Regions from separate parts of the Homo sapiens genome. Here region 1 is linked to region 2. A link is an interaction called in ENCODE POLR2A ChIA-PET data of the cell type or tissue named here. Cell type or tissue: K562. All regions are shown on one strand. Links, peaks and the distances in the headings refer to the core of each region. The heading gives the core; the rest is flanking DNA. Region 1 overlaps CDH13 (cadherin 13). Region 2 has its middle 15 kb from the start of MLYCD.

Region 1 (16,191 bases), core at 2,493-7,492, 110 kb before region 2:
AGCCTGACTATGACACAGGCTGTCATAGTCATTTCCAGCAAGCAAAATAGGAACAGGAAGCTAAGAATCTCAAATACATTTAGAATGACCTAGTCAAATGCCATTTCTTTTTTTTTTTCTTTGAGACAGAGTCTTGCTCTGCTGCCCAGGCTGGAGTGCAGTGGTGCAGTCTCAGCTCACTGCAACCTCTGCCTCTTGGGTTCAAGCGATTCTCCTGCCTCAGCCTCCAGAGTAGCTGGGATTACAGGCACGTGCCATCATGCCCAGCTAATTTTTTGTATTTTTAGTAGAGACAGGGTTTCGCCATGTTGGCCAGGCCAGTGTCAAACTCCTGACCTCAAGTGATCTGCCCACTTCAGCCTCCCAGAGTGCTAGGATTATAGACCTGAGCCACCACACCCGGCCTACCATTTATTTGTGAAAAAAAAATAAAAAATTCCACTTACATGGGTTCCCCAGAGTCGTCAGATTCATAGAGACAAGGAGTGGAATGGTGGCTGCCAGGGGCCAGGGGAAGGGGAATGGGGACTTGGTGTTTAATGGGTCAGAGTTTCAGTTTTGCATGGTGAGAAAGTTCTGGAGATGAATGGTGGTGATGTTCCCACAACAATTTGAATGTACTTAACACCACTGAACTGTACACTTCAAAGTGGTTAAAAATTGTCAATTTTATGTTATGTATATTTCACCACAATGAAAAGAACAGCTCATAAGAAGGAAGCTGTAAATAGTAATAATAATAACCTGGAATTATGGTTTAGGGATTATAGCTTGCTTTCATGGTTAAAATGAGAGCCTGTAAGACTCAAGCTATGTAATAAAAATTCTGGTGGAGAAAGTATAGGTTAATGCTTGCTCTAGAGAAGGAGGCCTGACACTCACGGTGTCCATTTGAGCCTGTCCTAAATCTCTCTGGACCTCAGCCTCACCATACCTACAATGAATTGGCCTCAGATCTTCTGCTCTGATCTTGCACCAAGCCTGGGCTTGCAATCTGCGTGTCTGTGGACTCTTCAGGTATATTTCTGAATGCAGGTGCGTTTCTCTGGAGGCAGGGGCCATGACCTTCAGCAGATTCCCAATTGGAAACTCACCTCCCAACCACGTTGAAGACCTGAAAGCTGGAATGGTTCATCTGTCAGCAGTCCTTACAGCTCCTAACATTATAAAGACAGAAGCCCCTACAAACTCAGCCAGACCCCCACATGTTTAGAAGTTAGACTTCTCTGATCCTTAAAATGGCTACCATGAGAACATGGCCCCTGGGCTCCCTCCAGAAGGGAGCTGCAAAGAGGGAGTCCCATTCTAGCTCCATTTCTGGGTGTTTTGCTCAAATTGACCTGTTTTCCCTATTGAAAGAGAAAATTCCGGCCAGGAGTGGTGGCTTATGAGCCAAGATCGTGCCACACTGCACTGCAGCCTGGGAGACAGAGCGAGACGCTCTGTCTCAAAAATAAAAAAAAAGAAAAAAGAAAGAAGTAAAAGAAAAGAAAGAGAAAATTCATAAAGGAGGGACCCCGTCTTCACTGTGCCTTGGTTTTGATTCTTGGTTATGAGTGGTTCCATGGTGGTGGAGGCTGCTGATGGAAAGAGGAACAGAGGGGTGAGGGATTTTTGCTGAAAATCTAGAGAATACTTAGAAGCCCCTATATTTCCTGGGCCCCAGAAATGATTGGAGCCAAATGGGCTTGTGAGGAATTTTGAAATTTTGAATTTCACCTGAATTTTGGATGTGATTTTTCTCTATCCCGTGCATAGAAACTGAGAGAGGCTCTTTCCCTCAGGATTTTGTGAATCTTGTCTTTAACTCATCGCCCAAAGTAACAAACTCATCTTACTAACTTCAGAAAAAGACATCACCAGCCTGGCCTGGGAATAACACATAGGAAATTGAAGACAGTAGTATACTTAAGTTCACAAAAGGCCAATTCTTATGGCCGTATTTCAAATGCTCATAACGCCTTCTCATCCATTCTACCAAATGACTTGTCTTCATAATATATTCAGAGTGAAAAAACATAATGGATTCTTCCGAGATATTCAATTAGTTCAATAAAAAGAGAAAAATAATTTTTCAGTAAAGAAATTTAACTAAATGACTAAAACTGACAGTGAAAAACCAACTTCAAAGTAATTATGCATTTCTTTTGAGTTTGCGCTCTAACGAAAGTTGATGATATGCCACCATTAGAAATAGCCATCCTTCAAATGATCAATTGCATTTGTGTTGCTATTTTAGCAGACATTTATTTGAATGTTTACTCTGTAGCTGTCTTTGGGTGTTGATATATTTAAATTTCCACCAGCCCCGCTAAAGAGTATCGGCTCGCACTTCTTCATGACTCACTGCTCAGCTTCCTTTAAGCTGGTTTTTTCCCCGTTAACAGAAACCTCTTCCAAAAGTGTCACCAGTAACATTCTCCTTACAAAATCCGGTTACTTCTCTTCACTTCTTATCCTCGTAGGGGTCATGACACATTTAATTATGGGTCATTGACTCCTCTTCCAATTCTCTCCTGCAAAACTAGCATCTGCTCTTTAAACTTTGGGGTCTCTCAGGATTCCGTATTCCACCCCTCTGGCATTCTGAACTTTCACCCTGGGTAACCACTTTGTTAGAGAAGTTTCAAAGCCATCTATGTGTTGATGACTTCCCAACCCCTAACTCAGCCTGGGCACTTCCGCCAAGCTGCACAGGTGCATTGAATTCAAGGGGTCGTTAGCACAATCAAGACTGAACCGCTGGTCTTCCCACTTCCCACTGCACTCTGCTCTTCGGGCAGCCTCATCTGAGTGCTTGATCACCAAGAAAAGACACTGCTTTCCTGCTCGAGCTGCACACATCATGCCTCTCTTCATCCATGGCTGGTCCGCCTGCCTGCAGGGTCTCACATTTCCTATCAATCCAATCGTGTGCTTTCTGAAGATAAGTCAGATCAGATTGTTCCTGGATCACTGCCTTTCCGGAAAGCCTCTGGTGGCCTCGTGCACTCTGTAGAATTGGTACAGGTCCCTTGTGATGCTACTCAAGGCCCTCCAGGAGCCCATGCCATCCTCAGTGCCCTCAGCTCTGGAGGAGCAGCTCCACCACGGCACCCCATGACTTTGCATGTAGAGCCACATGGGGAGGGTATGACCTGCAGCTGCGCTGAGTCTTGGCAGAACACCCTGCGGTCCCCCAGCCAGTTTCTCATTGCCTTCCGGGTTCTGTGAGGTGCGGGGGCTTTCTGCCTGCCCCTCTCAGGACACAGCTGCTGCTGTAAAACTGCTGAGAAGCAGCTTGGAGTTGGCTCTACTGCAACATCCCTTCTTTCTGTTGCAGTTGTCCATTCCCTTTTATTCTGCCATGACCTGCGCCAAGGCCATCATGCCCACGCCTGCTTCTACTGTCTAAGTAATAAGCTGTCTGCATCTAAAGAGGTCTCCTTGCTTCTTTGCTAGGACTTGCCTGCGTCCTGTATGCCAACTTCAAATACTCACTACCCTTCTAACCCCCGTGTAACCTGATAGCCTAACTGCAAACTTAATATGCGTTTCAAAACATAAATATAGTACAAGAGAAAATAAAATTATACTTGGAAATCTGGCTAAGTGAAAATAAGGATTAGAAAAATAAAAGAAAGCCATAGGTTAGATTAGTACTGTATAGTATTAGTTTATTAAACTGATAAGAACAGATCTGTACTTCATCTTAGCCAAGAGGCCAAGAAACGATTGTACTACTGTATAAAATTATGGTGCTGTAATTTTAGAGGTGCTTCAAATTATTTTGGGAATAAGGCAAATCTGTATACTTAAAATGTGTGACCTATGAATTTGGCTCTAACCTTTCTTGCAGAAAATTAGAAACTACTAACAAATGGTTTGTCCCAAGAGCAAACCTCTAATGCACAAATGATTAAAGATGAACTCAGAGAAAAATGAAGGCAAGCTGAGTTTTATTAACATTGTTTAATGTTTAAGTGAAATACATTATTAGGGCTGGGCACAATGGCTCATGCCTGTAATCCCAACACATTGGGAGGCCGAGGCAGGTGGATCACTTGAAGTCAGGCGTTTGAGACCAGACTGACCAACGTGGTGAAATCCCATCTCTACTAAAAATACAAAAATTAGCTGGACATTGTGTTGCACACCTGTAATCCCAGCTACTTGGGTGGCTGAGGCATGAGAATCACTTGAACCGAGGAGGCAGAGGTTGCAGTAAGCCGAGACCACACCACTGCACTCCAGCCTGGGTGACAGAGTGAGACTCACCAAAAAAAAAAAAGAAAGAAAGACATTATTAGATTGGTGATTATGAGGGCCATTATCTTAAAATAGTATTTCCTAAAATGAAAAACATTTCAGGAAGTAGCTGAAATATCAGGAAAAAAACAAGGCTTTAAAAATAAGGTCCAAAGATTATATGATGATTGCTTCTATGCCCCTGTAGCCAGCTAGTGATCTCATTTCTCATCACTAACCCAGCTTTCTAAATCTGTCCTGTCCAGCAGGGTCAGCCATCCCAGCCCCCAGTGGCACCATCAGCCATCTGAGACTCTTTTTCACCCCCAGAAGAAAATGTCTTGGATTTAATCTTTCCCTCTTTAGTCAACTCCTCAGTTAGAGTAGAGCTACAGCAGTGAAACCATGGCCATCTCTCACGGAGACTCCGTCCTCCCCCTGCCACCAACATGTGTGAATACCTGGCTACTTATGTAAAAGATTTAATTTGATAAGTGAGGAAAAGTCATATTTATCTCCATTCTTTGAATAGATTTCAGTGTGTGAGAATGACTTTTTAGTGTGTGTCAGAAGCTTAGTATTCTAAGGGTAAAGTATTAAGCCTAAAGAACTTCAATCAGAAGTCTTAAGGCCGGATGCGGTGGCTCATGCCTGTATTCCCAGCACTTTGGGAGGCCTAGGCAGGCGGATCACGAGGTCAGGAGTTTGAGACCAGCCTGGCCAACATAGCGAAACCCCATCTGTACTAAAACTACAAAAAAATTAGCCGGGCATGATGGCAGGTGCCTGTAGTCCCAGCTACTCGGGAGGCTGAGGCAGGGGAATCGCTTGAACCCGGGAGGCGGAGGTTGCAGTGAGTCGAGATTGCGCCATTGCACTCCAGCCCGGGCGACAGCGCGAGACTCCATCTCAAAAAAAAAAAAAAAAAAAAAAAAAAAAAAAAGTCTTATATATGATAAAGGGCTTTGTAAACCACTAAACTTTATACCAAAAAAATCTATTATTGTTAGTCTTGTTTGCAACTATTAATAACAACTGAGAAATGGGCTGGGCATGGTGGCTCACGCCTGTGATCACAACACTTTTGGTGTCTGAGGCAGGATGATTGCTTGACGCCAGGAGTTTGAAATCAGCCTGGGTAACATAGTGAGACACCGTCTCTACAAAAAATACAAAAATTATCCTCTTAGATGTAAATGCTAAAAAAATAAAGTTAGCCAGGTGTGGTGGCGTGCACCTGTGGTCCCAGCTACTTGGGATACTGAGGTGGTAGGATTGCTTGAGCCCAGGAGGTTGTGGCTGCAGTGAGCCATGATCGCACCACTGCATTCCAGTCTGGGCGATAGAGTGAGACCCTGTCTCAAAAAATAAAATAACTGCAAAATATACTAAGTTTACAATGCAAAAAGTGCTATGGTAAATTGCTCTCGCATATACCAGTTGCATACCAACATCTTCCCTTTTTCCCACAGGCAACCCTCCCGCTACGGGCACTGGGACTTTGCTGATAACCCTGGAGGACGTGAATGACAATGCCCCGTTCATTTACCCCACAGTAGCTGAAGTCTGTGATGATGCCAAAAACCTCAGTGTAGTCATTTTGGGAGCATCAGATAAGGATCTTCACCCGAATACAGATCCTTTCAAATTTGAAATCCACAAACAAGCTGTTCCTGATAAAGTCTGGAAGATCTCCAAGATCAACAGTAAGTCTGGCTAAAGCATTTCTGCCTATTCTTCCAGCTTTCAGTTTATTTTCTCTTTCCCAAAATGCTGTTTCTCTACTGTTCTCTCAAGTATTCTCATTTGGTTCATTTTAAGTTATTGGCATATTATAAATACTGAGAATTTTCCCACCAACAAACAAATGCAATTTATAAAAATATTGAATATCTGTTTCAAACACAGACATTTTCTCTTCTGCTTCCTCTCTGATATTTTCTATACTGTACACCCTGTGTTGTATATCCTAACCTGTCTGCTACATACACTATTTAGTATAACTCCAATATTCTATCTTTAAAATTTTCATATATTTAGGGGGCACAACTGCAGGTTTTTACATACATACATTGCATAGTGGTGAAATCTAGGCTTTTACTATCCCCATCACCCAATAGTGAACTTTCTCTTAACTAATCTGTAGTTTCTGCCATCCCAGAGTTCCCAGCCACAAGACTGTGATTCTTTGTTCTTCCTCTTTCTCTTCCTTTTTTCTTTTAATTAAACTCCACAGATTCTTTGTTTGTAACTAGCTTACAAAGAATATTGGCCAACCTGCCCAGTCTCAGACCTTGAAAAGATAGGAGTCTCTGCTTCTCCCCAGCTATCTCTTGGCTCAGCTGTCTTTCCAGTCTCAGAGACAGAGAACTGTGTTAACATTAACTTTCACCAGCGCATTGGAGAGGCTTTTCGTGGTGTACCTGCTGTCATAAAAGACTAAAGGAAAGAGAAGTGCTAGGATAAGAATCTTTATAGTCTTCAACCTCCAACCTTCCATAGTACGCTGCAGACCTCCTCAGACTTGACTTGGTTTAATGATGACCTTGGGTTTTTTTTCAAATCCTTGGCCACCATTGACTTTGATGTCTTCTTCCATGCATCTTCTTTCTCCTTTATAAAACTTGCAAGCAATGTCTCCTCCCACAAGTCCTTCCACATAGGCAGGTGGAATTCAAAACTTAACCCAACTTCTATCACTTGCCTTATTAAGACTGAAACACCAACATATTAATATGGAGTATCCCTATATCCACAATCTCACCCACTTTCTTCCCCAAATGTAAACTAACTACCAAGTTCACCTTGTCTTCCAATAAAGTAAAAGAAAAAAGAAAAAGAAAGACATTAGACACTATGTCTTCAATAATATACTTATCCTGCTGTTGACCCCGTCAGGGTTCCCACTTCTTATGTCAGTGGTAGAACTTTTGAGGGAGACAGAGAATTACGCATTTCATTAGGTTTTGCAAATGTATTGTACAATTGTGCATAACATTTTCTATTTAAAAATCTCATATCTATTGTTATAGCCCTATCTCATATCTCATTTTTTTAGTGCCTTTTGCTTGTTATTGATTCTATTTGCCTGTTTGTCTATTTTATTGCTTTTTAAATAATGAATTCTGTTATACTGATTATTTTTAATTAAAACAGACCTTCTCTTGTTTGAGGGGTTAGTGTTTTATTTGCTAGTTTTTATGGCTATAGCCTATTTGAATAATCATCTCCAGTTCTTTCCAATTGGAACTTTCTCATTCAAGAGTTTCTTTTTTGGGGGCGTGCAGAGGGGGGTGAGCATCAGGATAAATAGCCAGTGCATGTGGGGCTTAATACCTAGGTGATGGGATGATTTGTGCAGCAAATCACCATGGCACATGTTTACCTATGTAACAAACCTGCACATCCTGCTCATGTACCCCGGAACTTCAATTAAAAAAAAAAAGAAGAAAAAAAAAAAGATTGTATCCTCTACTAAAGGAAGATGGGAAAATGCTGTTTGATTTAATCTGCCATCTCACTAGGTGAGCATCACATTAGTCATTGCTGCTCCTGTCACCTTCTGGTAATGATCATGCTTCATGTATTTTTATTTCCCTGTCATTACTCTCTTGTTTTTTCTCCTGGTTTTACCTAATAGATAAATGCCTTCTAAATGATTTTGTTGTCTCACAGTTTTTTTTTCTGAATATTTAGCCCTGTTTATTCCCAGAAAGGGGCACTTAAAAATACATATGACCCTAATCATGTGAGTGACTTTATCTCAAGGCTAAAGAATAGGCCAGCTGGTGCAGCCACTGCCAAGTGTCACCCAGGGGCCTGGGTGATGGTGGCTATTGCCACCGCACATGACATCAGGGAAGTGGAGGGGAAGCTTAAAGATCCAGTCTCTATGTTGCGGGTTCCCACCCAAATGTAGAGCTGTGGACAGAGGATTGATCAAAAAAAACAAAAACAAGGCTGGACTCAGTGGCTCACACCTGTAATCCCAGCATTTTGGGAGGCCGAGGCAGGCAGATCACCTGAGGTCAGGAGTTTGAGACCAGCATGGCCAATATGGTGAAACCCCATCAGTACTAAATATACAAAAATTAGCTGGGCATGGTAGTGTGTGCCTGTAATCCCAGCTACTCGGGAGGCTAAGGCAGGAGAATCATTTGAACCCAGGATGCGGAGGTTGCAATGAGCCAAGATTGCACCACTGCACTCCAGGCTGGGCAACAGAGTGAGACCCTGTCTCGAAAAAAAAAAAAAAAAAACTAAAGACAAAAAATGTAGGCTATAGAACCCATCTCCATGATAACACATTAGGGTCCTGCCCACATTGAGAGCAGGTGGATTTTCACCTTAGCTTTCTAGATGTGGAACGCAGTCTTTGTCAAGATGGCTTTTTCGTGTAATAAATTTGCAGGGAGGAGTTCTTGGTAATCAATCATCTTCATGAAAGGAGCTCTCCTTGAAACTGATTATAATCGCGCCGAGGCACAGAACTCTGGTGATGGAAACACTCTGTCTCTGTGTTGTTCATTACAGGAGCCAGCAGCCATGTGTGGCTTCTGGGCACTTGGAATGTGGCAGGTGCCACTGAGGATCTGAACTGGTATTTTCACTTGATGTTAATGAATTTAAATGTAAGCATTCGCACAATTATAAATGAAAATGCAATGCCTGTTTGGTGTGACTTTCATCACCAAAACCTCACTCTTTTATTGGAAAAAGTCTCATCCACTCTCACCAGAACCCTCCTTGCCTTTACAGATACACACGCCCTGGTAAGCCTTCTTCAAAATCTGAACAAAGCAAACTACAACCTGCCCATCATGGTGACAGATTCAGGGAAACCACCCATGACGAATATCACAGATCTCAGGGTACAAGTGTGCTCCTGCAGGAATTCCAAAGTGGACTGCAACGCGGCAGGGGCCCTGCGCTTCAGCCTGCCCTCAGTCCTGCTCCTCAGCCTCTTCAGCTTAGCTTGTAAGTTGACCTAACTCCAGTGCATGCACAAACAGGAAATTGTAACTTCACTGGGTTCGTGAAGCCAGCATTTTCCCATATACCTTTCCAAGAAGATGTTTCCCAGAAGAATCATTCATCTTTAGTGTATGTCTGTATGATAGAACATGTTATATGTAAAAGTGCTCCCACTGATGTTTAAAGGCATCTTAACAATCCCTGCCAGCCAGTCTGAGGGATTGTGCAAAGGTGTTCATTGCTAGCCTGCAAACTAGGTGGTAAGCAAAACTTCCTACAGCTGCCACTCAACTTGAGCTAATGAAAATGCGCCCAGATTAGTTAACTAGTCTATCAGAGGCCTGTTTCTCTCTACATTATGCAGAATAATCTTTTGCAAGGTTAAAACAGATATTATGAGACTTTCTGAGAATAGTCGTGAGAATTTATGGATGGAGGGTGGGCTGCAGGGAAAATGATAAATGCATAATTTACACTGTTTTTTCACTGGCTAGTAATAATGACTATAATATCATGAAACATTGTTTTTAACAAATGAATTATTATGCCAAGTAGTATAGATGTGAGGATAAAATTAATAAATACATGTCTCAGATATTCCTTATTTATGAAATACTAGTCCAATGTTAACTTTAGCCGTTATTCATATATAACTGTTACCATCCAAAAGCCTTTTGGGCCTTGCAATTTACCTTTTGAGAACGTATCGGTGTAATTGTGAATTAGGAAGTTGGGAAATTGACAGAAAAAGAAAACAGAAGGTTTTTTATCCTACTGACAGTGGTGAGCTGCCAGGAAATCACATAGTACAACATTGGACATTCACGTATATAAAGCTCTGTGCAAGACCAGAGTCCTGTGAGTAGAAGGAAAAATGAAGGGCCAGGCACGGTGGCTCACACCTATAATCCCACCACTTTGGGAGGTCGAGGTGGGTGGATCATCTGAGATCAGGAGTTCAAGACCAGTCTGGCCAACATGGTGAAACCTTGTGTCTACTAAAAATACAAAAATTAGCCAGCCATGGTGGCACATGCCTGTAGTCCCAGCTACTCGGGAGGCTGAGGCAGCAGAATCACTTGAACCCGGGAGGCGGAGGTTGCAGTGAGCCAAGATCATGCCATTGATCTCCAACCTGGGTGACAGAGCAAGGCTCTGTCTCAAAAAAAAAAAAAAAAAGGAAACAAGAAGCCATTATAGCATTTCACTGGCCCTTCAGACTGGGCATTTCTGAAAGCGAACATATCATCTTCCCCTCCTGACCTGCCCCTCTGCCTGACTTGTCTCTGATGACTGTACCACCACCATCATCATCACCATCATCTCCATGTCTCCTTCCTGGTCTTCCCACTGCAAAGCCCAACAGAGTCTAAGGGTCCAACACTTTCCATCCATCCCTGCCTCCACCCTCCTGTCTCAGGTACTAATGTCACTTAACCTCGATTATCTCACTGGCTTTCTAACTTTATCTTCTGCAAAGAGAGAGAGAAAATAGAAATCAAGAGGCCACCCCTCGGAGGCTTCTCCTGAGTCTTTTCTGTAAAGCAGAGACAATTTCAGATGAAGGGTTAGAGATGGGAGTGGGGACTGAGAAGAAATTAGGAAACCTTGTCAAAGCACAGATAATTCGGCTGTACAGCAATTGGGCTAAACGTTGAGCAGGGGTGGTCCAGAGGAGTTTGTATACTGTCTTAGTCCATTCGGGCTACTATAACAAAATACCATAAACTGGGTGGCTTATAAATAACAGAGATGTATTGCTCATGGTTCTGGAGGCTGAGAAGTCCAAGAATAAGATGCTGGCAGATTCATTGTCTAGTGAAAGCCCACATTCTGGTTCACATATGGCGCCTTCTCCCTGCATTTTCACATGATGGGAGAGGCAAGGCAGCTCTCTGGGGCATCTCATCCCATCCCATCCATGAGGACACTGACTTCCTGACCCACTAATTTCCCAAAGGCCCACCCTCGTAGTACCATCACCTTGGGGATCAGGTTTCAGCATATAAACTTTGGAGGGGCACAAACTTCAGAGCATAGCAGATACCATGAATTTATAGCAACACATTATGCTTGTTTGCCCCCTTGCTTTGCTGACAGATATCCTAGACCTAGATTTCTAGAGTGTAGGAATGTTCCCTTCGTGAGGGTATGCTGTCTGGGGCCTGGTTTGCTGAGTCATCACTAGCAACCTGCAAGTCACTCTTGCATAGTATCAGCTGGGGAGATGGTGGTGGATCTCAAGTCTGGCTGCACAACAGAAGCACCTGGGGAACTTTTAAAAGTAGCTACCCATACCTGAGCCCTACCCTATGGCTGGAAGGGCAGCTTAGACATTTGTCCATTTTAAAGCCTCACCAGGTGGTCCGAAGACACTGGGAAATCAGGACCGTCCTGGTGAGTGACTCCAACGTTTAGGTACAGGCTCCTGGACATTCTAACAGTGTCCTCCAATCTTGTCCCCACCCTAAAGACGTGCTGGTTCCTTCGGTTCACAACTCAATAGGAAACAGGTGGAGGAGAGTAAAGTTAAGAATACAAGTGTGAAGATGTTTGCTACCGATGGTGCCAGAAAACCTGGCACCATCCCTCCTCCAGAGAGGAGGGTACGGTGAGATGACAGAACACATCCAGTATGAGAATTTCTATAGCACCAACTTTCCAGAAAGTGTTTCAGAAGCTTACAGAATTAAAATGTGAACCAGACAGGAAGTTAAACTTGACAAGGAAGAGAAACCAACTAGGAAGAGTTGGGGATGGAGTTAACTGACACTAAATTTGGCCTGAGCTTCTCATTGGCTTGCCGTACACAATTGCCACTGTGTGATAAGAGCAACGTGTTAATTGCAGTGGTAGTTCCTAAATGCTGCTGCACGTCAGAACCACTTAGGAAACATTTTCAAACTACGAATTCCTGAGCTCAGTGCCCTAGAAACTTTCATTTGTGCTCTAGATTACGACTTGAGCTTGAGGAATAGGGCGTTGGGGAATGGTAATGAATGGACGCATGGACAGACAGATGGATAAATGAAAGGAAACATATTTCTCCCTCTTTTCTTTTGTTCTTTTTTTCTTCTTTCCTTTGTCTTTCTTTTCTTTTTTTCCTTTATTTGTTTACTTATTTATTTATTTTTTTGAGACAGAGTCTCACTCTGTCGCCCAGGCTGAAGTACAGTGGCGTCATCTCAGCTTACTGCAACCTCCGTCTCCCGGGTTCAAGTGATTCTCCTGCCTCAGCCTCCCAGGTAGCTAGGATTACAGGCATGCACCACCATGCCCGGCTAATTTTTGTATTTTTAGTAGAGACGAGGTTTCACCATGTTGTCCAGGCTGGTCTCAAACCCCTGACCTCAGGTAATCTGCCTGCCTCGGCCTCCCAAAGTGCTAGGATTACAGGTGTGAGCCACCACACCCAGCTCCTTCCTTTCTCTTTCTTCAGAAAGTAAAATATTACAGGCAAAGGTAAAATTGCCTATGTTTCTCTGCCCAATTTTATTTTCTGTTCTCTCTCCTCAGAAACAATAGCTACCATGAATTAGCTATTCATGTGTGTGTCCAGATGTTTTATCCTTTTACTACACACAAACTGACACATACACTCACTCACACACATTCACACATGACACATACAGTTCTATTTTGTGCAGTTTGTAAAACCTCCTGTAATTCATATTATATTGGGCATACCATTCTGCGACTTACTTTTCTTCCTACCTGTGTTACATTCACAAGGTCCATCCACGTTGCTCTAATTCAGCGTTCAGCAAACTTTTTCTGTAAAGGGCCAGGTGGCTTTGTGGGCCATATTAGTCTCTGTCACATATTCATCTTTATTGTTTGTTTGTTTGTTTGTTTCTGTCTTTTGTACCACCCTTTAAAAACGTGAAAACCCTTCTTTGCCTGGGAGCTATCCAAACACGGACTTGAGGTTAGAGTCAGCCCACAGCGTTCCTTGGCTGAACCCCGCTCTGCTCCATTTACTCCTCCTGCTGGAGGATCCTGTCATTTGAATACGGTGCAGTGGATTCCCTTATCAGCAGACACATTCGAATCATTTACTATGACCAACGCTACTACAGTAAGAGATCTACGTTTTCCACCAGCTTCTGGAGTGAGCGCCAGACAGACCACAAGCCCAGCACTGCCCAAAGACCAGCACTTAGAAGCCACTGCTCTACAAGCAATGCTTGCAGCTAGGTGCGGTGGCTCACCCCTGTAATCCCAGCACTTTGGGAGGCCAAGGCAGGCAGATCACTTGAGGTCAGGAGTTCAAGACCAGCCTGGCCAACATGGCCAAACCCCGTCTCCACTAAAAATACAAAAATTAGCCAGGCGTGGTGGCAAGCACCTATAATCCCAGCTACTCGGGAGGCTGAGGCAGGAGAATCGCTTGAACCTGCCAGGCAGAGGTTGCAGTGAGCCGAGATCACACCACTGCACTCCAGCCTAAGCGACAGAGCAAAAAACAACACCTGCAGAGATCCAGGAGCAACTGGAACTCAAGAATAACAGAGTTTGGATAAATCGGAGAGCAGTACTTCCTATGTGATTGCAAAGAGATAAAAATTCTATGTGTGTGTAGTGGGAATGCATATACACACGTACATGTATGTTTGTGTGCACGCACGTGTGTGTACCCAGAAAGTAGACAATTAAGGGGGTTACATCACACATTGCCCTCTGTAAATCCAATTTCTGAACATCAAAGCCTCACTCCGTGACATCTCTTTGAAGAACAAAGGCACTGCAGGACCCTGCTCACGGTTCAGCTACTCGGGACTGGAAATGAGTGTTTTAAATGGAGACCAGAGCCGCTGTGCACCTGCTTGTTAAAATACAGATTTCCAGGCCCATCCAACCTATGGCATCAACATCCCAGGTGACAGGGGCCTCTAGCTCAAAGCCCAGTGTTTGGTTATTTTTATACAATATTTTTATAATAATACACATTCTGCTACCAACACTCCCCATATATTAAGTATTAGTAAACATTGAATTTTTTTTTTTAGATTAAAAAAAAAAGACTTGGCAGTATTTTTTTCTTACCAACAAGGGATTTTCTTGTGGTCCTCACTTTGAGACTCCTGATCTACAGATGACAATCATCAGCAGGTTGCCAAGGATTTCCCACTTCTCATCTCTCAACTGAGCTCTTGGGTCAAGTTAATCTAAGGCAGAATTGCCTGATAATCCCTAAAGAATTGCTTCACAGTTGGTATCATTGATAAAAGACAGGCACAGGTACACTAGCTGTGAAATACCAAATGTGCTTTATGTGCTCGTCTAAGGGGAGCCATCCCATCTAGCATCTGATGATTGTATCTCACTGTAAGTAGGGGCACCTGTGTGTAAAGTCGAAATTATTCCCACAGTGAAACTCTGGATCTCCTTGTGTAGCTGGAAAGTATTCAGTTGACACTCCAATGGTTTGCTGTACAAAGACAGTAGTTTCAGCCCCCAAAAAACAGTTAAAAACAGGTGTTACCACTTACCTTCAAAAACACACTTGGTCTGGTCATGTGTAAAAGGCATAAGATTTTCTAATATTGTTCATTTAAATGTTAGAGATGCCTGCCAAATGTCATGATTTACGTTTTATTATATACCTAGTCCAAGACATTCTTCCTAACCAAAAAGGGATGGACATAATAAGACATGTAAGAATCTGGGTCAGAGGTAGCAGGAACAGGTAACCACCAGTGCCCAACCACTCAAATGCATAAAAGCAGACATCAAAGTGGCCGACCCACGTGTGCTACCATTTATATGACATTGAGAAGAGGCTGCACAGAAGTGAGCTTAAACCCTTAAGCAAGGATTGGAGAAGGAGGAGGGTGATTTCAAAAAACACTGAAATTAGTAGCTTTCTTTTTTTTTGTTTGTCTGTTTTGTTTTAAGACTGAGTCTTGCTCTGTCACCCAGGCTGGAGTGCAAGGGCGCGATTTTGGCTCACTGCAACTTCTGCCTCCCAGGTTCAAGTGATTCTCCTGCCTCAGCCTCTGAAGTAGCTGGGATTACAGGCACCTGCCACCACGCCCAGCTAATTTTTTTGTATTTTTAGTAGAGACAGGGTTTCGCCATGTTGGCCAGGCTGGTCTGAAACTCCTGACCTCAAGTGATCCACCCACCTCAGCCTCCCGAAGTGCTGGGATTACAGGCGTGAGCCACCACGCCAGGCCTGAAATTAGCTATTAAAGTACATAACTTCCTAACTCAGCCATAGTCCTTACAAGAATTTTGGGAGCAAGGAAATCAGCTGGTAGAATCTCTTTGATGTTTCTTTAAAGCAGGGTCAGCAAACTCTAAGACACAGACCAAATCTGGTCTACTGCCCATTTTTGTAAATAAAGTTTTATTGGAACACAGCCGCGCCTATCATTTCCATATCGCCTGTGCCCGTTCTCTGCTGCAGTGGCAGAGCTCAGTAGCTGCCACCGAGACCAGCTGGCCCAAGAAGCCGAAAATATTAACTCTCTGGCCCTTCCCACTTCAAAGCATCATTCATAAAACTTCAGTGTGATGTAGGAGAAGATAATCACGTCACATTCATGGCAAGAAAAAATACTCAGATCCAAGTAGACTGGCAGCAACCAAACATGCTGATGTGTGGGGCTGTTTTCTGTATTTTCTTCAGTGGTCTGGCAGTTGTCCCATTTTCTAGATGAGAAAACTGATCCTCAGAAAGGTCTCCAGGTGAGTAATCAGCGAGGCCAGCATTCACCATTGACTGCCTCCCTTACAGAAAAGGATAATAACAACATTTCAGTTTAGTATGACCTGATCCTGTAGGTGGCTTTACTGCAACTGAGAGTTGAACTGAAGGATCTGCATTTCTTTCTTTGACATCTGAAAATAAAGGAAATAAAACTACTGATATTGAAAGTAATAAAAAATGAAAATGAAATGATTTTTACTGTCAGTTTTTTTTGTTTTGTTTTGTTTTGTTTTTTCACAGAGTCTTGCTGTGTCACCCAGGCTGGAGTGCAGTGG
Region 2 (15,631 bases), core at 10,632-15,631:
TATAACCCAGAAGATACTATAATTTCAAAAGAATAAACATAGCAATCCATACCATAAAGATTCCATTTTTTATACAAACAAGAAAGTAATTGCTTTTCTAAAGAAACTCTTGCTATGGAGAGAACATTTTTGAAAAGGTTTTTATTATCTTATCACCTTTTTACCCCCCAAAAAACATTTAAATGTATCATTTATAAAAGTGCTCAAAGCTGCATGCCTAAAATCTTGGAAATGAGCTATTCTAACCATTTACAATATCTTTCAAGTAAACAGTTTTAGTGGGTTTTGAACCCACTTGTTAAAAATATCAAAAGGGAGCACCTTCCAATTAGTTTGCAAGAACAACATCAAGATTAGGAAACATGGAAATTTACTAGCCAGATGTCAACAAAAATCTGTGCATAATTGGCAGTTGGGATTGAAAAATGAATATCATTAGCTGCTTCTGCACCAAGCCTCAAGCATTTGTGTGGAATATTTTCCAGTTATGATAGACTTTCAAAGCATGTATTCAACTCTATGGAACCTGGCTAGGCACAGTGGCTCACGCCTGTAATCCCAGCACTTTGGGAGGGCAAGGATGACAGATCACTTGAGATCAGGAGTTCGAGACCAGCCTGGCCATCATGGCAAAACCTCATCTCTACTAAAAATATAAAAGCATTAGGCAGGTGTGGTGGTGCATGCCTGTAATACCAGCTACCCCAGGAGACTGAGGCTCGAGAGTTGCTTAAACCCAGGAGGCAGAGGTTGCAATGAGCCAAGATGGTGCCACTGCACTCCAGCTTGGGCAACAGAGCAAGACTCCTTCTCAAAAAACAAACTATGGAACTTTAGAGTCAGTTCCTTAAATTATAGTCTCAAAAAATGTTAAAGAGTTTAAAATATAATGAAACAAGTTCAATTCTTCACTCTGATTAAATATTTATTAACACTATTTATTGCAAATAATTTTAGTGATAACCACAAGGATTTTATACTGTTAGTACATTAATACATACAAAAATGCATTTCAAAACATTTGTTGTATCCTCTTTATCCTTTTCAATTTCTGTTTGTGTTTGCTCTATAATATACATGATGAATTTGTGCCATAGAAAATTTTTTGCTAATGAGTGAAAATGTTTTGCTGAGGGGTACAATCAAAAATGTTTGGAGACTGTATCAGTTTCCCCTTGCTGCTGTAACAAATTATTATGACCTTTGTATCTTTTTTTTTTTTTTTTGAGAGGGAGTCTCACTCTGTTGCCCAAGTGCTGTGGCGTGATCTCGGCTCACTGCAACCGCTGACTCCCCAGTTCAAGCAATTCTCCTGTCTCAGCCTCCTGAGTAACTGGAATTACAGGCATGTGCCACCACACCCAGCTAATTTTTGTATTTTTAGTAGAGATGGGGTTTCACCAAGTTGGCCAAGATGGTCTCAATCTCCTGACCTCGTGATCTGCCCGCCTCGGCCTCCCAAAGTGCTGGGATTACAGGCGTGAGCCCAGCCCCGACCTTTATATCTTAAAACAACATAGTGATTATTTCACAGTTCTAGAGGTAGGAAGTCCAACATGGCTCCCAGTGGACTGAAATCGAAGGGTCAGCAGGGTTATACTCCTGGAGGCTCCAGGAGAGAATCACTTCCTTGCCTTTCCACCCGCAGAAGCCACCGCATTCCTTGGCTCATGACCCCGCATCACTCTAATTTCTACTTACATCATCTCATCTCCTTCTCTAACTCCTGCCTTCCCCGTACAAGGACTGCTGTGGTGGCCCACCCAGAGAATCCAGGGTCATCTCCCCATCCCAGGTCCTTAAGTCAGTCACATCTGCAAAGTCCCTTTTTCCATGTCAGGTGTCATATTCACAGATTCTAGGGATTCAGATGTAGACATCGTTAGGAGGGGCATTGTACCGCCTGCTACGAAGACCTTTGGCAGAAAGAGTAAAACAGAGCCAAGGAAGAAAGTCATTGTGATCCTCAGGGTCAGATTCGGTGTGTCAGCTCCCCAGCAGGGCAGCCCCCACAAGCTCACTCTCCGGGCTGTGCTTCGAGGGGCAACTGGGCCTTATCTTCAGCTAACGCACATGGTATTTCTTTGGTCACATTTCCATCCTTTTGGCTAAAAGCAGTAGACCTTCTCTTGTGTAGGTGATAGGGTATCAAGATGGTTCTTTCTTTTTCTTTCTACTGAGTCACCTGGACCAAGGTCCAGATCTTGATTCAGGCTCTTGCTACCCTGTATGATCTGGGCAAGTTTCCTACGTCCTCTGATCCTAAGTTACCCTCTGTCTAAAATAGAGACATTAATCTAGGCTTTGCAGTGTGGTTGAGGATTAGAGGAGATAATGTACAAGTTGCTCACACAAGGAGGCTGCTGAATAAATGTCCGTTTCTTTCCCTCTTCTAGTTAAAATTTCCACCTCTTCAAGTCTGCATCCAGGGAACAAGCCTCGTCTGTAAAGATGCAGAAACATGAGGGTAAATTGAGTCTAAGAGTGAAGGCTCCTTGCAATAATTTTTCATTTCATCTGGGGATTGAGAAATGTACAGCTTCATTCATGGCTTCTTCAAGAGTGCCAAGCCCAACAATGAAAGTGAACCAACGTAGAACAAGAAGCATACTTGGGCCGGGCGCAGTGGCTCACGCCTGTAATCCCAGCACTTTGGGAGGCCGAGGCGGGCGGATCACGAGGTCAGGAGATCGAGACCATCCTGGCTAACATGGTGAAACCCCGTCTCTACTAAAAATACAAAAAATTAGCTGGGCGTGGCGGCGGGCACCTGTAGTCCCAGCTACTCGGGAGGCTGAGGCAGGAGAATGGCGTGAACCTGGGAGGCGGAGCTTGCAGTGAGCCGAGATTGCCCTACTAGACTCCAGTCTAGGCGACAGAGCGAGACTGCGACTCAAAAAAAAAAAAAAGAGAGAAGAAAAAAAAGAGGCATACTTGGCCCACAATAGTTGTCAAAATAATTTCCCCCAGACCCCTTACAGACAAAGATTGTATTAATTTAACAATATTGTGCTTTGACAAATTCCCAAATTCTTGGAACATAAACACAGTCATCAGCCAGCATTTGTTCTACAGACTGCCTTGATCCTCATCTGAGGTCTCTAAGAGGGATAGGTGGTGGGAAAACCCTTTCACAGGTGGATATCTTCGTCTCAAAAGGAAGCGTCTTCATTTTCCAGTGTTGGAATGTGGGGCTTATTAAATTCGTTTCCTGCTAAAGATTTTTCCTCTCATGCAGTAACATCCCCCTCTGCTGGAACTTGTGGATTTTGCTCCAAATATTTATTAAGAACTAGTAAAAATTAAATATGGGATGCATGTTGCCTCTAAACTGGTGGTTCTTAAACTCTCTTATGTGTAAGAATCTTCCAGGATGCTGTGAAGGGGGCCAGCCCCTCCACACCTGTGGGTATTTCTCGTCGGGTGGGACGAGATACTGAGAAAAGAATTAAGACACAGAGACAAAGTATAGAGAAAGAACAGTGGGCCCAGGGGACCGGCGCTCAGCATCCGGAGGACCTGCACCGACACCGGTCTCTGAGTTCCCTTAGCATTTACTGATTACTATTTTCACTGTCTCAGCAAGGGGAATGCGGCAGGAGAACAGGGTGATAGTGGGGAGAAGGTCAGCAAGAAAACTTTTGAGCAAAGGAATCTGTGTCACAAGTAAGTCCAAGGGAAGGTACTACGCCTGGATGTGCACGTAGGCCAGATTTATGCTTCTCTCCAGCCAAACATCTCAGTGGAGTAAAGAATAACAGAGTAGCATTGCTGCCAACATGTCTCGCCTCCCACCATAGGACAGTTTTTCTCCTATCTCAGAATTGAACAAATGTACAATCGGGTTTAATACCAAGACATTCACTTCCCAGGGGCAGGCAGGAGACAGAGGCCTTCCTCTTATCTCAACTGCAAGAGGCTTTCCTCTTTTACTAATCCTCCTCAGCACAGACCCTTCACGGGTGTCGGGCTGGGGGATGGTCAGGTCTTTCCCATCCCACGAGGCCATATCTCAGGCTATCACGTGGGGATAAACCTTGGACAATACCAGGCTTTCCTGGGCAGAGGTCCCTGTGGCTTTCCACAGTGCATCATGCCCCTGGTTTATCGAGAGTGGAGGATGGCAATGACTTTTACCAAGCATACTGCCTGTAAACATTTTATTAACAAGGCACACCCTGCACAGCCCTAGATCCCTTAAACCTTGATTCCATACAACATATGTTTCTGTGAGCTCAAGGTTGGGGCAAAGTTACAGATTAGCAGCATCTCAGGGCAAAGCAGTTGTTCGGGGTACAGGTCAAAATGGAGTTTCTAACGTCTTCCTTTTCTACATAGACACAGTAACAGTCTCATGGCTCTTTCTTTTCCCTACAATGGTGTTTGTAAAAATATATATAAAAGGAGACTTTTGTACCCATAACCGTCTTCTAAGGGGAGTTCACATCTACTTTTTTGTTGTTTTTGAGACAAAGTCTCGCCCCGTCACCCAGGCTGGAGAGCAGTGGTGCCATTTCAGCTCACTGCAAGCTTGAACCCTCCCAGGTTCAAGCGACTCTCCTCCCTCAGCCTCCTGAGTAACTGGAATTACAGACTCCTGCCACCACGCCTGCCTAATTTTTGTACTTTTAGTAGAGACGGGGTTTCACCATGTTGGCCAGGCTGGTCTCAAACTCTTGAGTTCAGGTGATCTGCCCGCTTCAGCCTCCCAGAGTGCTGGGATTACAGGAGTGAGCTAATGTGCCCAGCTCTCACTTGCGTTTTGAAAAACTTTTGGAGGATGAGAAGAAGACGGAGTAAAGCTAGAATTAGTGTACTTGGAACTGCGTCCAACTGGAGTGCCTGCTGGGTGGTACTGAGTATGGAGTACTGTCCATTCCTCTCTTAAACCGCTGAAACCATTGACCTGGAGAAAACGCCTTGTTCCTCACAAAGCTCATTATGCCGGGCCCCTCCCTCCCCAGCCTTCCGACTACAGTTCCTGGCAATGTGGCAAAACCGCATCTCTACAAAGAAATACAAAAAATTTACCACATGTGGTGGCACACACCTGTAGTCTCGTCTGCTCGAGAGGCTGAGGCAGGAGGTTTGCTTAAGCCCGGGAGCTCAAGGCTGCAGTGAGCTATGATCATTCCACTGCACTCCAGCCTGGATGATAGAGTCAGACCCTGTCTCAAAAAAAAAAAAAAAAAAAAAAAAGCAAATGAGAGTGACATGGTTTGTTTTTGTTTATTTGAGATAGAGTCTTGCTCTATTGCCCAGGCTGGAATGTAGTGGCGCAATCCCGGCTCACTTCAACCTCTGTCCCCGGGTTCAAGCGATTCTCCTGCCTCAGCCTCCCAAGTAGCTGGGATTACAGGTGTGAGGCACCACACCCAGCTAATTTTTGTATTTTTAGTAGAGATGGGGTTTCACCATGTTGGCCAGGTTGGCCTCGAACTCCTGGCCTCAAGTGATCCACCTGCCTTGGCCTCTCAAAGTGCTGGGATTACAGATGTGAGCCACTACACTTGGCCAAGAGTGATGTGGGGGTTTTTTTGTTGTTTTGTTTTGTTTTGTTTTGTTTTGTTTTGTTTTTGAGATGGAGTCTTGCTCTGTTGCCCAGGTTGGAGTGCAGTGGCGCGATCTTGGCTCACTGCAAGCTCCGCCTCCTGGGTTCACGCCATTCTCCTGCCTCAGCCTCCTGAGTAGCTGGGACTACAGGCGCCTGCCACCATACCTGGCAATTTTTTTGTATTTTTAGTAGAGACGGGGTTTCACCATGTTGGCCAGGTTGGTCTCGAACTCCTGGCATCAAGTGATCCACCTGTCTTGGCCTCTCAAAATGCTGGGATTACAGGTGTGAGCCACCACACCTGGCCAAGAATGATGTGGTTATTAACGTGGATAACTTCAAACCTATTCTTTATGGAGCTACAGTGTCCAAATCTTAAGCATACAGTTCTATGGTTTTTACATAGATACAGATCTGTGTAATCCACTCACATAAAAATAAAGAATTTTCCCAGCACCTCAGAAGGCTCCCTTCCCTGTAAATGCACACACCTCCTACAGATGCAGTCACTGTTCCGACGTTGATCATCATAGATTAGTTTTCCTTCATCTTTCCTTTCATGTCAGTGGAACACACGGTGCATAGTCTGTCTGTCTGTTTTCCTTTACTTATCATCGTGTTTATGAGATCCGTCCATGTCGTGTGTACTGGTCACTTGTTCTTTTTTATTGCTGTGTAGTAGTCCATTCAATGAACATACCGCAATTTATCATTCTCCTGTTGATGGACATTGGCTGTTCACCATTTGTGCTAGTACCTAGAAACATTCTAACGTTTGCCTTTCAGAAGTTCACTCCAATTACAAAAAAGTTTAAATCCCCTACAAACAGCCATGTGTTAACTTTTAACAGTACCCAGTTATTTGGGATAAAACTCATAACTGCTTGAAACCCAAAATGCTGGAGGCACCAGCCACTGCTGACAGCCGAGAGAGAGTGTTGAAAAGCTTTGAGCAGGAGAGTGATGCAGTGGTGTCGGATTTCACAAAAAGCATTCAGGCAGCAGCTGAACACCACCATTTCTGTGACTGAACTGATGCCCTTTCTGGGGGGCAGCCATGTGCTTTGGCCATTGAAAACACAGAGGGTGTGATGGAGAAAAGAGAATGCCCACTGTTGTTAGTTTTGCTTTTCACTCCTGCCATCTCTCATTCCATTTGGAGAAAGCCTACAGCTGAAATTAAACTTTCAGCTCTAGGGGCAAATCTGTTTCTCCTTGTCCTGCGTCTGTCAGAAATGATATCCATTCCGCAGACTAATGTCCCTGTACCATGGTGCAAGCACTTCCCTGCCAGCTCCAAAGCCGGGCACCAGGGAGAGCACAGGGCACTGAGTTCTTGCTGTCCACACCCTGTGCAGATGACCAGGGATCAGCCACCTGCCGCTGTCTCCCAAGAAGAGAAGACAGAGCAATGATGGTTTCATCAAAGCCCCTGAAAGGGTGGGCAAAGCTGGCGTAGGCTTGGCGGCTAACAAATGTGAAATGGGAAGTTTTGGGGGCTGTCATTGGAGCCTTTTTTTTTTTTTTTTTTTCCTGAGAAGGAGTCTCACTGTGTCGCCCAGGCCGGAATACAGTGGTACGATGTCAGCTCACTGCAAACTCCGCCTCTTGGGTTCAAGTGATTCTCCTGCCTCAGCCTCCTGAGTAGCTGGGATTACAGGTGCCTGCCACTACACCTGGCTAATTTTTGTATTTTTAGTAGAGACGGGGTTTCACCATGTTGGCCAGGCTGATCTTGAACTCCTGACCTCAGGTGATCTGCCTGCCTTGGCCTCCCAAAATGCTGGGATTACAGGTGTGAGTCACCACGCATGGCCCATTAGAGCCATTTATATGGTGTATCAGTTCCCACTGCCTTTGGAAGGAACTGCCTCTGGCCACAGCCGATTGGATCAGAGCTAGACACTTGGTTCTGAAGCCGGAAACAAGGTTCAGAGCTGCTTCTCAGCCCCTGCTGGTTCTTCTCTCACACATGAGCTGGGAGAGCGAGAGGGCCTTGAGCTGCCTCTCATCCAATAGGCAAGGTGTGCATGGTCCCAGTCACTAACTGCATCCCAAGTAACTACTGTCCTGACCCCTGACAGCAGAGGTTTTGACAATTTTTGAACTTTATATCATGATATCACACAGAATAGGCTCTCTTGTGTCTGGCCACCTTCACACCATCATCTGTTTGGAGATGCATCCTATGGCTGTGTAGGTTGAGACTTCATTCTCGTTGCCTTGGACTGCTCCACCGTGTGAACGTGCCATGCTTTATTTATGCATTTTGCCATTGATGGATGTGAGAGTAGGCGGAGTGTGTGATGTGATTCTAACCAATAGAATACAGTGGGTATGATGGAATCCACTCACAGTTACATTACACAGGACTGTGACCTCCACCTTTCAAGAGCACTTTCCCCCTTGCAGGCCTTGTTAGAGCAAGTGGCATGTTGGGGAGGCCCCTGTGGCAAGGAAGTGAAGGCGGCCTCCAGTTCACATCCAGAAAGAAACTGAGGCCGTCAGTTTTATAGCCACAAGGAACTGAATTCTGCCAAGCACATGTGAACTTGGAAGTGGACCCTACACCTGCTGAACCTGGAAATGAGACTACTGCCTAGCAGACACCTTGCAATTGTGTTTACAATAGGATTCCAACATATGAAATCCTAACCCCCAAGGTGATGGTATTAGGAAATGGGGTCTTTGGGAGGTGATGAGGTCATGAGGGTGGAGCCTTCATGAATGGGATCAGCGTCCTTATAAAAGAGGCCCGAAAGAGACCCCTTATCCCTTCCACCATGTAGGGACACAGCTAGTAGTTGCCATCTATGAACCAGAAAGTGGACCCTCATTACACACCGAGTCTGCAGCTGCCTCGATATTGGATTCCTCAGCCTCCATAACTGTGAGCAATAAATTTCTATTGTTTATAAGCCACCCAGTCTGTGGTATTGTGTACAGCAGCCTGCATGGACTGCAGCTTTGTGAGATTCGGAAGCAGAGTCCACGACCTAACTCCTGATTCACAGAAACCGTGAGGTCAAAAATATGTGTTGTTTTAATCTGTTAATTTTGTGGCAATTTGTTATGTAGCAATATAAAACTAACACAACGGACATTTGGATAGTATCCAGATCTGGGCTTTTAAACCCTGGGCTACCATGAACATTCTAGTGCATGTCTGTGGAAGCCAAACCGACTCTATCTTGGATGCTAGTCTACCACGTTGGCTTGTGATTAACCCCTGTTCTGGGAAGGTCTTTAAGATTTCAAGTGTATCTATTGTTCCTTGTGTGAGACCAGGTCCTTGCCATGAATCCTGCCCTTAGCCAGGCAACGCTGATGTTGTAGTACTTCAATTGTCCCACACAACCCTTCAGAACTACCCCTCCCCTATGGTGTATAAGCCCTGGATCTCAGCAGCAGTGGCACAGGGATCCACCATCTTGTCCCACTGCCACCCAAGACACAGACATGTCTTCTGTTCCTAAGTCCCTATTAAATGTTTCTTACTAAGACACTGGATTTGTCAGCCTTTTTCTTAGGCTTCTTGGCTTCCTTGCACTTTGGGGTAGGTTTGCACAGCCCTGCCCACCGCAAAACATGTATTTTGGTGAATATACATATATATTCATGTTTGGTATATACCTTGGAGGGAGCTGCTGGGACATAGGAATGCATATGTTCAGCTTTAGTGGATTCTGCCAACAGTTTTACAAACCAAGTTACATTTACATGGGTAAAGATGGGATTCAAACCCAAGTCTGCCCAGCTCGGAATCAATGTCATAGCCTGTGTAAAGATTTGGGATGGGCTAAGGAGATACAAGGATGACTTCTCTTTCCTTGGCACTGATTGAATATGTCTTTATAACTATGTTGAGACTGGCCAGGAGCCAGTATCTCATGCACAGTCATTTCTGCTTATTTAGCATGAGGGGTCTCATAATTTTGAGTTTCATAGTCTCATAATATTAATCCTAAACCTCAGAAGCACCCTCTGTTTTTCTTATCCACAAATATTGGGAGGGCGTCTTAGAATGGATTCTCATCACAATTTAATTAGAAAGGAAATGTTTAAATTGCTACATATGTATTTCCAGGCAGCTCGGAACTGGCCCGTATCTGTAATCTCACTGAGCATACAAAACGGTAACAAATGCGAATGGAACACCTACTATGCTGAGCTCCCACAGAATAGTAAAGCTGCAGAAGGATTATGAAAAATGACAGGCCCCACGCTCACATACCACAGCCCACATGGTACTTGTGCCAGCTATTTATTGCTCGGTAACCAATCAGCCCAAAACTTAGTGACTTAAAACAACAATATTTTGTCTCTCAGGGTCTCAGTGGATCAGGAATTCAGGATGAGTTAGGCTTAGGGTCTCTCGTGTGGTCTTAGTCCAATGATGGCTGGAAGTAGAATCCCAAGGAATTGGAGTTCATGAGGGCTGATCAGTCTCTCTCTCTCTCTCTCTCTCTCAGGGCCTCTCCACGTGGTCTCTTCATGTGGGCTACTTTCGGCTTCCTCACAGTGTGGCATCCTCAGGGGAGCTGAGCTTACTGCTTATTAAGTGGTAGCTGAAAGCTTCAAGAGTGAGGGTTCTAGCAAACAATGTGCAAGCTGCATTGCCTTTTATAGCTTTATCCTGGAGGTCACGCAGCATCACTTCTGCAATGTTCTGTTTGTCACAAGCAAGCAAAAGGCTGTGTCAGATGCGTCCCCTGGGAAGCAGACACCGAGATGGGAGTTAGGAGTCAAGAAGTTGATTGGGAGTCATACCTGAGACAGAGAACGGGAGGAGGAAGCAGAAGGAGGCTGGAAAGGCCTTCAGGACACAGTGTGGCTCTAACAGCTGTAAAGGGAAAGGAGGGGACACGGGATGGTGCAGGAGAGTCTCAGGTGGCAGCATAGATCAGACAGGGTCTTGGCCAACCCACTTCATGCTCTGGGACAAAGAGTCCCATGATGAACAGAAACAGCCAGGCCCTAGACCCCTGCCCTGCTTAGTCATTGGCTGAGACTGTCCAGAAAGAGAGTGGCCTTGGCTTGAAGGCGAAGACACACCCTGGTGGTGCTAACAGGTGCAGACCACACTTACAGCTGAAAAGTAACTCTTTTCTTGAAGGGAGACCTGAGCGGTGAAATCCTCAGCTACCAAACAAGCCCACCCAGATTCAGGGGAAGAGAGTTAGGTTCCACCCTCTGATGGGGAATTGGCGAGATTGTAGAAGAACACGTGGGACAAGAATTGATTCTAGGAAAATTCCAAATTCTTTGGAACCTAAAATGTGCTATAACACGCAAACATAGCTTGAGCACAGAACGGTGCGTAGGTTGGAGATGAACGTCTTAGGCCTTGGAATCGGCCGGAAATTGGTTCAAGTCTTGGCATGTCCACTGACTAGCTGTGTGACCTTAGGCAAGTTACTTAACCTATCTGAGCCTTAGTTTTCTCATCTGTAAGACTGACAACAGAGTAAAGCCCATCCTTCATGGGTTACTCTGAGAATAAAATGTGATCATACATGTCAAAGTTTAGCACCGTGCCTAACATGTAGTCAGTGTTCAGGAGGGAAAGTACGTCATTATTATTTACTGAGTAGCAAGAAAATCATAACAGTCCAAGACCACTTAGTCTAAGCAATAAGTGACCCACTGTGTCAACGCAGGAGCCCCCAGGAGCATGACGAAGTGCATCCCGTACAATACGGATTTATTCCCAACAAACAGTTTCACACTAACTCGGGTTTGGTGAGGACACTGAGTTATCAAGAAGATATTGACTTGTATTTATTATAGATATTAAATCAGAAATTGTGAGCTTTTATAAACACAGAACAGAAGTCATTGCTCGACACTCTGAGCTCTTTAAAAGCAGGAATTGTGCTTTATTTGTTCTTGTAACACCAGGGCCAACAGCTGGCACGGAGTCATTGCGCCCCAAATGTTCATGGCATTGAATTGCATCTAATAAAGATAAAACTTGGCTTGCTGGAAGATGCGTCGATTCATAACATCTTATGATGCTAGATAAATATAGGTTCTTTTTCTTATCCAAAATGGAAATGGGAAAAAATATGACTCGTTCTTATTATTAAAAGTTATGCATGCTCGTTGTAATTTAAAAAACCCAGGCAACTCAAAAATATGTTTAAAAGACAGTTTTAAAAAACCCATCGCCCAGAAATAACTTCTGTTCACATTTTGGTGAACCTTCTTTCAGAGTGCTTTTCTAAAAAAATTAAAATAGCATCATGGTATAATGTCTTGTAACTCAATATTTTTCACGTGGCAACATACGGCCACCAGATGAGTGAAAGCTGACACAGACATCAGCGGGGAATTCAGAAGGAGGGAGGAAGACAAAGACTGCACTGCTGTTCTCTCGTCCTTTGCATGACCACCATTGTGTGGGCTGCTGGCTGTCCTTACAGGCTTAGCTGACGCTGCAGCCGCCCACCCTCCATGCTTGGACATGCTTGGATCTCTGACCCGGAAGCCCGTCCCTGTCCAGCTCAGCTCTCCCCTCTCAGTCCTATGAGCCATTGTCTCCCACAAGGTCTCTTATTGGTCATCCCTGACCACAGCATCACATACTCTTCTCCCCACCTCAGCTGAAGGGTCTTCGACTCCCTTCCCTTCTTCTCATCTCTGATAAGCAGGAGGACTAACACCACTGGGTCCCTGGGTCCCCAGCACTGTTTCAAGAAGTTTACATAAAATATCCCAATTAATTTTCCACAACTGCTCTAAGGAAGTTAGAGGGAGATGCTGTCACCAGCATGCCCATTTTACAGATTAGGAAGTTGAGACTAGAGAGATTAAGTACCTTGCCTACTGTTACAGCAAGCAAGTGATGGATCTAGGAATGGACACAGAATGAACAGGAAGGAAAGGAGACTCAGTGTCTCTCCCCTGACCACTTAACCACTGTCCTCAATTACAGAACCAGACAAGAGGTGGAAATACATTTAGTGAGTGTTTCCTTAAGAAGCAGCCTCGTTGTATGGGATAAGTATCAATGTTCTTGGTCTCACAGGCAAGGAGATCCAGGCTGCAGACACACACACACACACACACACACACACACACACACACACACATATACAGTGAGTTTGGAGCAGGAGTTTAACAGGCAAAAGGAAAGAACAGCTCTGTATCATGGAGAGGGGTCCGGAGCGGGTTGCCAGGTGGTAGTAAAAATGTCAGGGTTTTTATAACGGGCTAGTGAGGAGGGGATGTCTTCTACTCCTAGAGCCCAACGATTTAGTTGTGACCAGGTGTGCTATCTGTATAGACCAGAGATTTTTTATCAGCTCTCACCCCATTCCCTAACCACCTAGGCCAACTCTTAGTCTGTGTTGCTTATCTGCGAGGGAGAGTTTCTGTGTCTGTTCCCAGGCAGCATCTTGCGGCGGTAGACATCCCCCACAACCCCAATCCACTTTTAGCTCCATATCTTACTTAGTGTGCCTAAAGGAAAGGAATGTGCTTATTAAGGCCCACTGTTTCACTGAGGCCCATTGTATGAGTGTGAAGTTTGGTGATTACCCAGGAGACTCTGCCCTCTTCTATGCTTGAGCTGTCTTATCTGTGTTTTACAGCTTGATCATTCAGCCTGCTTGTTAGAAGAGAAGTGATTTATTTGAACTGCATGATGTTAGAAACAGAGCTAATTGTTTTTTTCGTTTGTTTTTTTTTTTGTTTTTTTTTTTTGTTTTTTTTTGAGACCGAGTCTCACTCTATCACCCAGGCTGGAGTACAGTGGCGTGATCTCTGTTCACTGCAACCTCCGCCCCGCTAGGTTCAAGCAATTCTTGTGCCTTAGCTTCCTGAGTAGCTGGAATTACAGCTACACCACGGCCAGCTAATTTTTGTATTTTTTGTAGAGATAGGGTTTCACCATGTTGGCCAGGCTGGTCTCGAACTCCTGACCTCAAGTGATCCACCTGCCTCGGCCTCACAGAGTGCTGCGATTACAGGCGTGAGCCACTGCGCCCAGCCCTTTTTTTTTTTTTTTTTTCCTGAGACAGGGTCTTGCTTTGTCGCCCAGGCTGGAGGGCCATGGTGTGATTTTGGCTCACTGCAACCTCCACCTCCTGGGTTCAAGTGATCCACCTCCCTTAGCCTCCCAAGTAGCTGGGACTACAGGTACCTGCCATCATGCCCAGCTAATTTTTATGGGGTTTTTTTGTAGAGACAGGGTTTCATCATGTTGGCCAGGCTGGTCTTGAACTCCTGACCTCAGGTGATCCGCCCACATCGGCTTCCCAAAGTGCTGGGATTACAGGCATGAGCCACTGCACCTGGCCTGAAAGGGAGCTATTTCTGAGTTGCTTTTTGTTAGAAGGAAAGTTTTCTGCTGGGGACTGTCTTTACCCTGTCTACCTAAATAATTTCTTTCTGCCTCCTGTAACACTCATATTTTTCCTCCTGTCACTGAAGTGCCAACCCTTGAAGGAAGAGTTTTTTTGTTTTGTTTTGTTTTGTTGAAGAGGAAACTTAAGCTCAGAGAGGTAAAGTAGATTGCTTGGAGTTTCACAGCTAATAAACCAACAAGCCAGGATTTCAACCCACACTGCCCGATGCAGAAGCTGACTTGCTCCACGGTAACAAGTGAGCCTCTGTGTCAATGCGGGAGCCCCCAGGAGCATGACAAAGTGCATCCCATACAACATGGATTTATCTCCAATAATTTCACGCCAGTTTGGGTTTGGTGAGGACACTGAGTTACCAAGAAGAGAGTGACTTGTATTTATTATAGTTATTAAGTCAGAAATTGTGAGCTTGCTCTCCCAACAGATTTGCCTCCACAGTTTTGCTCTACCATATCTAGAAGGGCTGCATGTCTTACTTGAAAGAAACCCATCTTTCGAGTCACCAAACACAAGCATGGCAGCGTGTTGCAGGGATGCTGCAGCCAGACTGCCTGGGCAGCCTCGAACAAGTTACACAACCTCTTTGTGCCTCAGTTACCCTATCAGTGAAAAATGCAGATAAAAATAGTATCTACCTTACAGAGTTGGGAAAGTTCAATGAATGGGTTTATGTGAAGCACTTAGGATGACGCGTAGTACTTAGTAAGAGCAATACCAAGCATTAGTTATGATTACTATTCATAGAGTCCAGAGCTTGATACAAAGTATTACTTTCCCCTTTGCATTTCCTTTTGGAGCAAACAAAGCCAGCCTTGAAAGATGTATGAGTTTCCTGTGGCTGCTGTAACAAATGACCACAAGTTCAGCGGCTTCAAACAACACAGATTTATTTTGTTACAGTTCTGGATGTCAGAAATCCAACACAGATCTCACTGGGCTGAAATCTAGGTGTTAGCAGGGCTTCGTTCCTTCCGGAGCCTCTGAGGGAGCCTCTGTTTCCTTGCCTTTCCCAGCTTCTAGAGACAACCTGCAGTGGCTTCCGGCACCTACCCACCCCCCACATCTTAGCAGCATATAATCCTCACATTTTTCCCTGAATCTGACTTTTCCACCTCCTTGTTACACCCAGATCATCCAAGACAGTCTCCCCATCTCCACGTCAGCTGATTAGCAACCTTAATTCTATCTGCTGCCTTAATTTCCCTTTGCCATGCAACGTAACATATTCATAGATTCCAGGGATGGGGACGTGGACATATCTGGGGGTACATCTTTCTGCCAACCACAGACCAGTAACTAGGAGCCTTGTCAGTCTGATCCCCATTCCGCTTCTCTTTACTCAGGCCTCCCCACCTCAACCCTGACTCCCTATGGTCAAGGTTGGAGCCTCTGCCTCCTGGCACCCTCTTCAGACAGCATAGAAGTCCCTCGTGGCTGCTTACCATTCTCTAAGTCTTACCTGGACTTCTGTCTTTCAGAGTTTAGAAAATGAAGCATCTAGAAGTTCTCAAACTTGTTGATAGGTACCACCTTTCTCAGCTTGAGTCTGAGATGTTGTGTTAAAAGACTCCATCTTGGCTGGGTGTGATGGCTCATGCCTGTAATCCCATTACTTTGGGAGGCCAAGGTGGGCAGATCACCTGACATCATGAGTTTGAAACCAGCCTGGCCAACATGGAGAAACCCCGTCTCTACTAAAAATAGAAAA

The links. Peaks named below come from ENCODE experiments on the same cell type or tissue, not always from the same donor. Only the 100,000 strongest peaks of a DNase experiment are listed, where the experiment ranks them.
Region 1: POLR2A ChIA-PET joins it to region 2 with 5 read pairs; 2 of 35 experiments call an interaction of 5 or more read pairs at or near these places.

What each region holds. Positions count from the first base shown.
Region 1 is chr16:83,774,269-83,790,459 of GRCh38, forward strand. It overlaps CDH13 (cadherin 13), which reads left to right. Exons shown (of 14, transcript NM_001257.5): 12 at 5,700-5,933; 13 at 8,986-9,204. It also overlaps the pseudogene LOC124903810. Among named protein-coding and RNA genes, the nearest start is that of CEDORA, 9.4 kb to the left of the region's middle. In K562, for the core only: no CTCF peak of the experiment used is centred there; no DNase peak of the experiment used is centred there; H3K27me3 peaks cover 866 bases.
Region 2 is chr16:83,875,807-83,891,437 of GRCh38, forward strand. No RefSeq gene overlaps it. Among named protein-coding and RNA genes, the nearest start is that of MLYCD, 15 kb to the right of the region's middle. RefSeq lists a silencer at 2,800-2,958. In K562, for the core only: a CTCF peak has its summit at 11,488; a DNase peak (open chromatin) is centred at 13,005; H3K27me3 peaks cover 1,666 bases.